3 separate regions of the Homo sapiens genome follow, and regions 2 and 3 are each linked to region 1. Evidence: chromatin contacts called from ENCODE Hi-C or POLR2A ChIA-PET data. All regions are on one chromosome and are shown on one strand. Each heading gives the region's core, a stretch centred on a gene start or an enhancer-like site at or near the end of the contact. The rest is flanking DNA. Distances are from core to core; before and after follow the strand shown.

The links. A loop is a pair of places that touch in the nucleus more often than their neighbours do. ChIA-PET counts read pairs that join two places held with the same protein, here RNA polymerase II (POLR2A). Pooled maps may share reads with other maps.
Region 2: a loop to region 1 is called in a pooled map, with 2.8 times the contacts of the local background. The contact joins the enhancer-like site here to the promoter of CBX1 in region 1. A Hi-C loop is called at or near these places in 5 of 50 pooled maps. POLR2A ChIA-PET finds 5 or more read pairs at or near these places in 2 of 52 experiments (PC-9 and activated T-cell).
Region 3: a loop to region 1 is called in a map of CD8-positive, alpha-beta T cell, with 3 times the contacts of the local background. The contact joins the enhancer-like site here to the promoter of CBX1 in region 1. A Hi-C loop is called at or near these places in 1 of 168 maps with a recorded cell type or tissue (CD8-positive, alpha-beta T cell) and 2 of 50 pooled maps. POLR2A ChIA-PET finds 5 or more read pairs at or near these places in 3 of 52 experiments (PC-9, Panc1 and activated B cell).

The regions. Positions count from the first base shown.
Region 1 is chr17:48,099,021-48,102,743 of GRCh38, reverse strand. CBX1 (chromobox 1) reads left to right here and starts at 1,266. Exons shown (of 5, transcript NM_001127228.2): 1 at 1,266-1,476. RefSeq lists enhancers at 848-1,107, 934-1,533 and a silencer at 1,478-1,527.
Region 2 is chr17:48,490,690-48,494,547 of GRCh38, reverse strand. No RefSeq gene overlaps it. Among named protein-coding and RNA genes, the nearest start is that of HOXB1, 38 kb to the left of the region's middle. Within about 2 kb of position 1,852, at least 6 of the 41 ENCODE cell types and tissues checked have a DNase peak (open chromatin) inside an H3K27ac peak, as active enhancers do.
Region 3 is chr17:47,658,022-47,661,876 of GRCh38, reverse strand. It overlaps KPNB1 (karyopherin subunit beta 1), which reads right to left. Exons shown (of 22, transcript NM_002265.6): 5 at 3,217-3,369; 6 at 699-758. Among named protein-coding and RNA genes, the nearest start is that of KPNB1, 10 kb to the right of the region's middle. RefSeq lists an enhancer at 1,570-1,719. Within about 2 kb of position 1,541, at least 7 of the 41 ENCODE cell types and tissues checked have a DNase peak (open chromatin) inside an H3K27ac peak, as active enhancers do; they include CD8-positive, alpha-beta T cell, where a contact is called at or near this core.

The DNA of each region.
Region 1 (3,723 bases), core at 17-2,516:
AAAAAATAAAACTTTAGTTATATTGTGGCTTAAAAACATGTTTTTTTCCTAATTGTGTGTTTCCTTGGGATGATTGGGTGAAAGGTGCTGACGGAGATTAATGACACTGAAAAAGGTGAGCACAACTTACAATGAAAAAGAGGACATTTTTGTGGCGCAGCCAGTGAAAAGGGGGAAATTCAGGAAGCTATGAGAGGCCTATGGGGGGACCTAACCTACTCTAGGGAATCAGGGAAGACCTCAAAGGGGAAGTAATCTTAACACTGAACAGTATTTTTTTTTTTAGACGAAGTTTCGCTCTTGTTGCCCAGGCTGGAGTGCAATGGCGCGATCTCGGCTCACTGTAACCTCCACCTCCTGGGTTCAAGCGATTCTCCTCCCTCAGCCTCCCGAGTAGCTGGCACTACAGGCGCCCGCCACGACGCCCAGCTAATTTTTGTATTTTAGTAGAGATGGGGTTTCACCATGTTGGCCAGGCTGGTCTTGAAACCCTGACCTCAAGTGATCCACCCACCTCCGCCTCCCCAAGTGTTGGGATTATAGGCTTGAGCCACCGTGCCGGCGTGAGTAGGAATTTTACAGAGATTTGAGGAGGCAGAGATTGAGGACTAAGAAATCATTGGAAATTTGAGGCAGCGGCGATATGATAAAGTTCTGGTGAAGAATCTAAGATTCAAAAATTTTGAGGATGTGAATTACAGAACTGTCCAGAAGTGGTTGATTTTTTGGGGGCCAAGCATCAGGGGGCTCGCTTATAAAAATCATATGTTCTAATTTTTTTTTTTTTTTTTTTTTGAGATGGAGTCTCGCTCCATCGCCCAGGCTGGATCGCAGTGGCTGGATCTCGGCTCACTGCAAGCTCCGCCTCCCAAGTTCAAGCAATTCTTGTCTCAGCCTCCTGAGTAGCTGGGACTACAGGCACCTGCCACCACGCTCGGCTAATTTTTGCATTTTTAGTAGAGACAGGGTTTCACCTTGTTGGTAAGACTGGTCTCGAACCCCTGACCTCAGGTGATCCACCCGCCTCGGCCTCCCAAAGTGCTGGGATGACAGGCGTGAGCGACTGCCCCTGGCCCATATGTTCTAATATTCTAGGTTACAACGCTCTACGCTGCAATCTCTCCACCGTTACAGTTTAAAAACTATAAGTCCCTACCACCCTCGCCTACTGTGCGTGCGCGGCGCGCGGCGCTTCGGGCCTTGTAGTCTTGGACAGACCCCCGAGGCCCATGGTGCCGTGCGGCGGGTCGTTGCGCCTGCGCGGTGCGAGCGGCGGGCAGCGCAGACTGCGAGGCTCTTTTGTTCGGCTGAGGGGAGGGCCGTTGGCCGGGGCCTGCGGTACGCCGCTTCAGTGAGGGACGCCACTGCGGCCACCCGGCTTGCTGCCTTCCTGGGCGCCACTCCCCCAGGCGACCCGACGCGACGCGCCAGCAGCGCAGCACCGATTCCTCTCGGGCTCTTGGGCGCTGCTCTGAGGTGAGGAGCCCGCTGGAGGCGGGAGAGCTGGGGGAGGGGGCGCGGCGGCGGCGGCGGCGGGAGCCCTGCGTGAGGGAACGCGCTTTCGAGGCGGAGGTTAGGAGCGGGGAGCGCGCCCGGGTCCAGCGTCCTGCTTCTCCGCTTCCCGCGCTGAGCTCTTCGCCTGTCGCTGAGGCGTCGGTGCCAGCTGCGTGAAGGATGGAGAGGGCGGGGCGCGAATCCTGAGCCAGAGACTGAGTGCTTGGGGGTGGGCCGAGCACTTGGGGGCCGCTCTTCGGGGCCCGGGTGGTCTGGAACAATGTTGCTTGGCTGGGCGGCTGCGGGATAGGGCGGAAGGGGACAGGCTTGAGGCTTGGATAGGCGTGAGGAGGCGCATACGACCGCACAACCCGAGGTTTGTAACTGTATTCGGAAGACGCCGGGTCCGGCTGGGACTGCCAGAGGAACCTGGCTTTGCAGGACTACGGAGGAGTAACGTCGAGTGAATTGGAAGAGGGCCCAGGGCCGCACAAGGTGTGCTGATTGGAGGAGGAGATGTGTGGAATAAATTGGGAAAGGGGACACGGAGGGGGAGGGGCAGGCGTTTGCTGGGCCTGACTCTGGAAGGGGAGGAGCTGTTAGGATAAGTAGGGCGGAGATCCCGAGAATATTTCTATAAGGTATGTAAGAAAAAAGGGGAAAGCAGGCCGCCCTTGCATCCTGATGGGTCCTTACAGTGGGGAGGCTGTAAGAATAATGTGCGAAGAAAGGATGGAATACGCTTTTTTCAGTTTTCCAGGTTTCCTACTACCTTCACTCCATGATTCCTTTGGGGAGTTAAAAAAGTCCAAGTGCAGTTCTTGCTTTGATTCAAAATTAGTTCCGTACGTTTTTGTGTGGGATCGTAACTGGTCTCACAAAGGTGATGAAATTGTAAAAATATGTAGATGAGTTAATAGTTGAGGAACGGCGTGAGGTAGTGAGAGATTGTGAGATCGTGTGAGGTGCGAGAAATTGGGAGACATAGGAAAATTATGTGAGATTGTGAGGTAATATTTGTTTCGTGGGCCCTTCTGTTTTTAGCCAGCTTTTCCTTGTTGGAAAATTTGAATAGAGTGAGCTATATTTTACCTCTTTTTTTTTTTTTTTTTGAGAAGAGTCTTCCTCTGTTGCCCAGGCTGGAGTGCAGTGGTGCGATCTTGGCTCACTGCAACCTCCACCTCCCGGATTCATGCGATTCTCTTGCCTCAGCCTCCCGACTAGCTGGGATTACAGGCACACGCCACCACGCCCGGCTAATTTTTGTATTTTTAGTAGAGACGGGGTTTCACCGTACTGGTCACGCTGGTCTCGAACTCCTGACCTCGTGATCCTCCCGCGTCGGCCTCCCAAAGTGCTGGGATTATAGGCGTGAGCCACTGCGCCTGGCCATATTTTACCTCTTTTTCAAAGTTTCAAATGAGGGTTTTTCATAAATTGGTGTTACATTTAGACGTGTTGGTTTAACGCAATTGAGGTGGAATTTACAAAAAGTTCAGCTATAATCAGTTATATACTAGAACCCCTAGCCCAGGGTAAAGTAGCCTCCTCAATTGTGTTAAGAGTCACATCAGCAGTTTGGAAAGATTGTGAAAGGTCCAAGGCTTTGGAATAGATTCAGGAATACAATGGGGAAATTAATGCCGGTGTTCCTCCCTAGGTGCCTTATAGACTTTTATATGAAAGTGGTGTGATTGAAAAGCACTTGTATTGAAACCGGTGGCACCTTAATGAAGCTTCACGGGAGTGGAGGACCTGAAGTCGTTTACGGTTTTCCCTGTGGTGATATTTTTCTTCAATGGCTGCTGTATCCTAAATTGTTTCTCATTAAAAAAATAAATAGTAGGGTCGGGCGCAGTGGCTCAAGCCTGTCATCCCAGCACTTTGGGAGTCTGAGGTGGGCGGATCATGAGGTCAAGAGATCGAGACCATCCTGGCCAACCAACATGGTGAAACCCTGTCTCTACTAAAAATACAAAATTAGCTGGGCCTAGTGGCGCATGCCTGTAGTCCCAGCTACTCGGGAGGCTGAGGCAGGAGAATCGCTTGAACCCGGGAGGCAGAGGTTGCAGTGAGCCGAGATCTGCACCACTGCACTCCAGCCCGGGCAACAGAGCGAGACTCTGTCTCAAAAAAAAGAAAAGATAGATGATAGGTAGATAGATGGTGTGTGAAATAAATAGTTTTGAATGTAAATAGAAGCCTAGTGGTAAGTAAGTTACCCTGGTC
Region 2 (3,858 bases), core at 603-3,102, 390 kb before region 1:
AAAGAACAACCTCGTTCATGCCCTACCAAATACAAATGTCAATAGATAATCTTCCAATCTCTGAAGCCAGAATTTGGCCTATGTACTCCTTTGCTGGGTGCATTTTGGCCTAGAGGCATGGCATGGGCAGTGAGGATCGTAGCCGTAGAACCCAGGGGCCATGGTGCCTTACGTATCAATACGCACACATTCGATGCGGGAAGATGGCTCTGCTCTCTGGGGTAATGCAGATCCCTTGGGGAGGTCTGTGCATGGGGAAAAGAGCAGTGGTGGTGTGGTGCCCCTCCCCAGTTCAGCAGTACTTTGATGTCTGAAGCCAGGAATCAGTCTCCTTGGTGGCTTGGCTGGACCTTCCCAAACCATGAATGACCTAACCTGGCATCATGGGCCTCATAAGAAAATTATAGGGCTTATTGGCTGCTGAAGGCTAACTTGTTTTTTGTTGTTGTTGTTTGTTTTTTGTTTCGTTTTGTTTTGTTTTGAGATGGAGCCTCGCCCTGTGGCCCAGGCTGGAGTGCAATGGCGTGATCTCGGCTCACTGCAACCTCCGCCTCCCGGGTTCGAGTGATTCGCCTGCCTCAGCCTCCCGGGTAGCTGGGATTACAGGCGCGTGCCATCATGCCCAGCTAATCGGGTGCGGGTGGCTCACACCTGTAATCCCAGCACTTTGGGAGGCCGAGGCGTGTGGATCACAAGGTCAGGAGTTCAAGACCAGCCTGGCCAACATGGTGAAACCCCATCTCTACTAAAGAGGCTAACTTGTTATTTTTCACAAGACTAATTTCCCCAAATCCAGTTTCCTTTTACACAAGACTAATTTCCTTCTCCCAGTTTCCATACTGGGAGAAGGGTCCATGGCGCTGGCCCTGACGTGTGACATGAGCCCCTGCAGTACCCACTCTGATTCAAAACTTCTGTGAGGGAAGGCGCTGGTCCAGGGACCATATTCAGGTCCCTGTTGGGTTAATCACCTCTGCATTGGGTCTGTTTAGATGCTTCTAGTCAAAGCCTGATGAGCCCAACGCTGGCCTCCCCACACCGAGCTCCCTTTTCCTGCGAAGGGAACTGATCAGGCCCAGGCCTGGCTAGGCAGGGTGGGTTGCCATCCAGGTCTTTGCCCTTTCTAATGACATGAGAGCTCCAAACTCCCACTGGGAGACAGGCCTGCTGTCCACAACCCTCTCCAAGAATGCACTCTCCCATGGGAAAGGGCATGGGCCCTTCCACCCTGAGCCCCCAAGAGAGGCGCAGACAGTCACAGGAGGGTAAAGAACGGTCCCCATACTATAAATATTTCTCAAACGTCTCCTGTAAATCTCCAGATGTGTCATCAGGGCACAGGGAAGAGATCTTGAATTAGAGCCGATTAGAGACCATATTCTCCCAGAGGAGGGCAAGCCTGCCCGTCAACCGAGCCCCACTTGGCCGCCGGGACCACCTCGGGAGGAAGCGTCTCCTGACAGCTTTCCTGGAGGCTGCCCCGTACCCTTCCGGGGCGCTGAGGGCTCTGGGAAGCACAGACACCATTTCCCCTTTGCCCTCCTGCCCTTTGTGGTGACAGCTCCGGAGTCGTCCCCGGGTGTGCCCTCTTCCGAGGTGAGTGGGGGGACAGGGAGCGCGCGGAGGGAGAACCGAGACGTGGCAGCAGCAAACTGCCCGGGCGGATGGGTGATTTACGAAGTGCTGAAAAGCATCTTCGAAGCTGTCATTTATCTTACAGCTCTCAGCCTAAATAAACACTGAATCCGCCTAATTATAGTTACAGTGGAAACACAACACCCGAACCTCCTCGCCAGCGCTGCCGGCCCGGCTCCGGCGCGGCTCCACCCCAGGCCTGGCTCCCACGTCAGCCCACAGCTGCACCCTAGCGGCGGCCTCTGCGCCCGCGGCTCCCGCATTCCCGCGCGCCTCTCCGGGCGCGCCTTCGTCCCTTCGCCCCTCTCCCTCTCACTATCTCACGCAGGTACAGTCCTGAAAACAATTTCGGTCAAGAACAGAGGCACCATCTCCATCCTGCTGGGAAACTGCACCTGCGGCATTCCTTCAGCTGCGGTGGGGGCTGGGGCTGGAGAGGACCCTTGACCTGGATGCTCCCACTCTTTCCCAGTCCTGGGATTCCTTGGTGTGTGGTCAGCTGGTCTGGCCTGGCCCAAGGGTCTACTGCAAGGGCAAGGGAACTCTCTCTTTGCCAGATCAGGAAAAGCAGCGCGGGGGTGGGGGTGGGTGGGGGGCTGGGGGTGGGATTGGGGGGCTGGGGGATGGTGGTTAGGAATCACTTAGGGTAGAGAAAGGACATTCTTTTTGTTCCCTGGTGATTTTGTGTCCTCCCAAGGAGAGGGGAAAGGTTCCTCCTGCCTGATAGTCCTTCCTTTCTCTATTTCTGTTCCTGGCCCTGAACTTGGAACCTCCCTTCCTCTTTGACATATGGGAGGCCTCCTGTCTTTAGAGATTCTTCTAACCTAGACTTCAAAGTGAGACAGGAGTTGGGTAGGACTTGTTTTGCAAGGTACAGGTCACAAAGATCCATCTGATAAAATGAGATGTAAAAAAGCTGGCCAAAACCTACCAAAACCAAGATGGTGACGAAAATGAGCTCCAATCATCCTCACTGCTCATTATACATTAATTATAATATATTAACATGCTAAAAAACACTCTACTAGTGCCATGACAGTTTACAAACACCATGACAATGTCTGGAAATTACTCTATATTGTCTGAAAGAGGAAGGAACCCTCACTTCTGGGAATTCCCCCACCTCTTTCCTGGAAAATTCATATGACCAATAAACAACCGTAAAAATAGCCAACCAGCAGCACTTGGGGCTGCTCTGCTTATGGAGTAGCCACCCTTTTATTCTTTTACTTTTTTTTTTTCTTGAGACAGAGTCTTGCTGTGTTGCCCAGGCTGGAGTGCAGTGGCATGATCTCGGCTCACTGCAACCTCTGCCTCCTGAGTTCAAGCAATTCTCCTGCCTCAGCCTCCTGAGTAGCTGTGATTACAGACACCCACCACCACACTCAGCTAATTTTTGTACTTTTAGTAGAGATGGGGCTTCACCATGTTGACCAGGCTGGTCTAGAACTCCTGACTTCAGGTGATCCACCTGCCTCAGCCTCCCAAAGTGTTTGGATTACGGGCGTGAGCCACCGCACCTGGACTATTCTTTTACTTTTTTAATGAACTTTCTTTCACTTCACTGTATTGGTTCACTCTTGAATTCCTTCCTGCATGAAGTCAAGAACCCACATGAACCCCAATTTCCCAAATTTGGAGGTCCAAAATTGGGGTTTATCCTGTGACAAAAGCAGAGGCAGATGCTTCAGAAGCAATCCGACTTGGATGCCCCAGAGTGGTTCTGAATGAAGCCATCATCCACTGGGGCACCTTCTCTAACTTAGTCTTTGTCCTTGGGGAGGTAGAGCTTAGGGCTTAGGGCGAGGGCTGGATTTGACACAGCAAAAGCACCCAGTTATTCTAACAACCATGGGACTCAGCCCCATGCCTGATGGAATCATAGTCCCTGAAACTCTGCAGAAACCAGTTTCCTAAAAGTGAGAATTTCAGAGCCCAAGGGGTTGCATTAACAGGGGCAGATCTAGATTTCATCCACATGGTATTAACTTACATGCTAGCATATAAATTACACTAGGCATGTAACTCACCCTTAATTTACTGCTGTCTTTTTGGGTGTGCAGGGTCTTGTTCTTATAGATACATTTGGAGATCTAATAACAAAGTAAAGGAAGGATTCCTCAATGGCAGGTGTAATCTGAGTAGCCTCCTGGAGGATGTGGTTTGGAAAAGAGTATAAATAAAAAAGGGGCTGCCACCTACAAGTTGAATAGGAATGGAGAG
Region 3 (3,855 bases), core at 292-2,791, 440 kb after region 1:
AAATGGCTTGAATAACCTACGGCAATGAAGTAGCGAAGCTGATCGAAAACCTTTTCTCCCTTAACTGTTTATTTGTGTATACATATTTTTTAGTAGAGATGGTGTCACTATGTTGCCCAGTTTGGTCTCCAACTCCTGACCTCAGTGATCCTCCTGCTTTGGCCTCCCAAATTGCTGGGATTATAGTGTGAGCCACCACACTGGCACCTTAAACCTTTTTTAAGAGGATGGCAACTTCCATGACAATTCTTCCCTCTTCTCTAATGTTTTTATTAATTATCATTATTATTTTTTGAGATGGAGTCTGTTTGCAGTGGCATGATCTTGGCTCACTGCAACCTCCACCTCCCAGGTTCAAGCGATTCTTGTACCTCAGCCTCCCCAGCAGCTGGGACTACAGGCACGTGCCACCACACCCAGCTAATTTTTTTTTATTTTTAGTAGAGACAGGGTTTCACCATGTTGGCCAGACTGGTATGAAACTCCTAACCTCAGGTGAACTGCCTGCCATGGCCTCCCTAAGTGCTGGGATTACAGGTGTGAGCCACCATGCCCAGCCAGAATATTAATTATTAGTAACAATATTAATCAAACCTTATTGCTGAAGTCAACTGATTCCCAGTATTTCAAACTTATATTAGATTTGACATTTCCTAAGAAAGATGTAAGACAGATTTTTCATATAACCTCACACTTACCCTCGTATCTGGACACTGTGTGGCTTCACAGACCACCTGCATAATAAAGTGCCTTTCAGACTGTAGGAGGAATAAAAATAAAGAGAATTAGGAGAGCATAACCTGTACGTAGGAAGATTTCCAGACTCCCTCTACAAGGAAAACCTCTCACTCCCCCTCAGGGCCCCACACAGCCCTGCCTGGTACAATCAAGCCACTCTCCCTTGAGATGGTACAGCACTATAAAGGCTATAAAGAGTTTACCTTCGGTGTCTGCTATGTGACTTGCCCTCCAATGAGGTCCCTAATCTTTTAATCTCCAAAATGACCACTAACAAAGACTTCAGGGAGGAAACAGAAAAATGTAGGTCACAAGTTTTAAATAAAAATGGTTAAAAGATAAAAATTTACATGTAGGAAAATCAGTTTCCTTATATAAGAGAATTCAAAACATCTGCTTTATTTCAGAGACCAAATTTGTTTTCTGAGAGGTAGCAAATTCACATCAAATGTGGTGAGAAAAGGGAGAATGAACTTTATGTGCTACCCTCCTAAATCTTCCAAAATCTATTAAGGAAAAATCCAGTTTTCTAATCAATTAGAATTGCCATTTGCTCTGGGGTTTCAGACCTTTCCAAAGTCAAGAAATGGTAAAAACCCAGCTGAAGTGTCAACAAACATATATACAGAAATACTTTCAGACCATGACCCTGGCAATTTTACTTGTCGGTATTTACCCTAAAGAACTGAAAGCAGAGTCTCAAAGATACACATGCATGCCCATGTTCATAGCAGCATTACCCACAATAGCCAAAAGGTGGATGCAAACCAAATGGCCATGGATGGAAGACTAGATAAACAAAATGTGGCATATACATATAATGGAATATTAATCACCCTTAAAAAGCCAATTTTGACAAATGCTACCCCTTAGATGAATCTCGAGGACATCATACTAAGTAAAACAAACCAGTCGCAAAAAGACAAATATGATTCCACTTACGTAAGGTATTTCGTTAGAGTAGTAAAATACATAGAAACTGAAAGTAAAATGGTCGTTACCAGTGGCTGAGAAAGGGGGAAATGAGGAGTTGTTGTTCAGTATGTACAGTTTCAGTTTTGCAAGATGAAAAAGTTCTGGAGATTGTTTCCACAGCAATGTGAATCTACTTAACTAACTATACATTTAAAAATGATTTAAGATGGTAAATTTTATGTTATTCATTGCATTTTCAGCCAAAATGTTTACATATATATTATACATACACATACATATACATATATATATATTTTTTTTTTTTGGAGACAGAGTCTTGCACTGTTGCCCAGGCTGAAGTACAGTGGTGAAATCTTGAGCCTTGAACTCCCAGGCTCAAGTGATCCTCCCACCTCAGCTTCCCAAGTAGCTGGGATTACAGGCATGTGCCAAAGCACCTGGCTATATATCCTGTTTCTTAAAAACACCTTCCTAAGGTGGTATGAAACAGACCAATTGCTATAATTTTTATTTATTTCATTTTTCATTATTTTTTTTCCATTATAAGCCCTGTAAACACAAGAGCTCACAAAACTGGTTAACAACTCAGTTGTTCTTCTCCACAGAAATTTTTTTAGAGACAGGGTTTTGTTACGTTGCACAGGCTAGTCTCAAACTCCTGGCTTCAAGTGATCCTCTTGCCTTGGTGGCCCAAAGTGTTGGGATTACTGGATGTGAGCCCCAGCACCCGGCCTCCACAAAATCTTTAGTACAAGGCAAAAGATTCACACAATCTTAAAAGAAACCAAAGTAAACCAACATATATAGTACATACCATAATTTCTTTCTTTTATTTTTTTTATTTTTTATTTTTTTTGAGACAGTCTTGCTCTGTCGCCCAGGCTGGAATACAGTGCTGCAATCTCGGCTCACTGCAACCTCTGCCTCCCAGGTTCAAGTGATTCTCCTGCCTCAGCCTCCTGAGTAGCTGGGATTACAGGCGCACGCCACCACACCCGGCTAATTTTTTTGTATTTTTAGTAGAGATGGGGTTTCACCATGTTCGTCAGGCTGGTCTCAAACTCCTGACCTGATGATCCACCCGCCTCAGCCTCCCAAAGTGCTGGGATTACAGGCTTAAGCCACATCGCCCAGCCTATTCCTTTCTTTTTTTTAAGGGACGATATCTGACTTTGTTGCCCAGGCTGGCCTTGAATAACTGGACTCAAGCAATCCTCCCGCCTTAGCCTCTGAAGTAGCTGGAGTACCAGTATGCACCACCATGCCCTATAATTTAAAAAAACCCAACAACATTCCACACTTTGGACTGCAAAAGGAAAAACCTAAGCTTAGAAACACTTTATTTCCAAAAGCATGATGAGAAACGGCAAACACTCCATGGGGATATCTCACACAATACGAACTCGACTAAACTGGAAACAAATACTTTTAAGTAGGTGGTACTTTCTAAACCATAAACTTAAGAAAACAAAACAAAAAACTTTCATTCAACTCTTTCATCCCTTACTGTCTGAATCTATACCTTATTGTCAAAAAACTTACCTCTTTATCAAAGTTTGCTTTGGTGAACTCCAATGAGTTCAGGAGTGCATTCGTAGCAGCTAGCTTCACATTATTACTAGGCTCTTCTTTCCTCATCCCCTGGATTATGGCAGTCAGAATCTCATTGGATTTATCTTGTAGCTGCTCTGGGTCCTGTAACAAGCAGAGAAGTGCAATGAATATACAGTCAGCCCTCTGCAGCCATGGGTTCCACATCTGTGGATTCAAACAACTATGGATTGAAAATATTTAGAGGAAAAAAAATGGATGGTTGCATCTGTACTGCACCAAAAGGTGCATGTACACCTTTTTTTCTTGTCATCATTCCCTTAATACAGTATACCAACTATTAATATAGCATTTACATTGAATTAGGTATTGTAAGTATTCTAGAGATGATTTAAAGTATATGGGAGGATGTGCATAGGTTATATGCAAATACTACACCATTTTATGTAACAGACTTGAACATCTGAGGATTTTGGTACCTGAGGAGGGTGCTGGAATCAATCCCCTCCAAAAGACTGCCATAAGGAGCTTCACGACAGAAGCAGTCCTTCTTCTGTTCTTAAGAGACAGGGTCTGTATTGCCCAGACTAAAGTGCAGTGGCTATTCACAGGCACTACCACAATGCACTG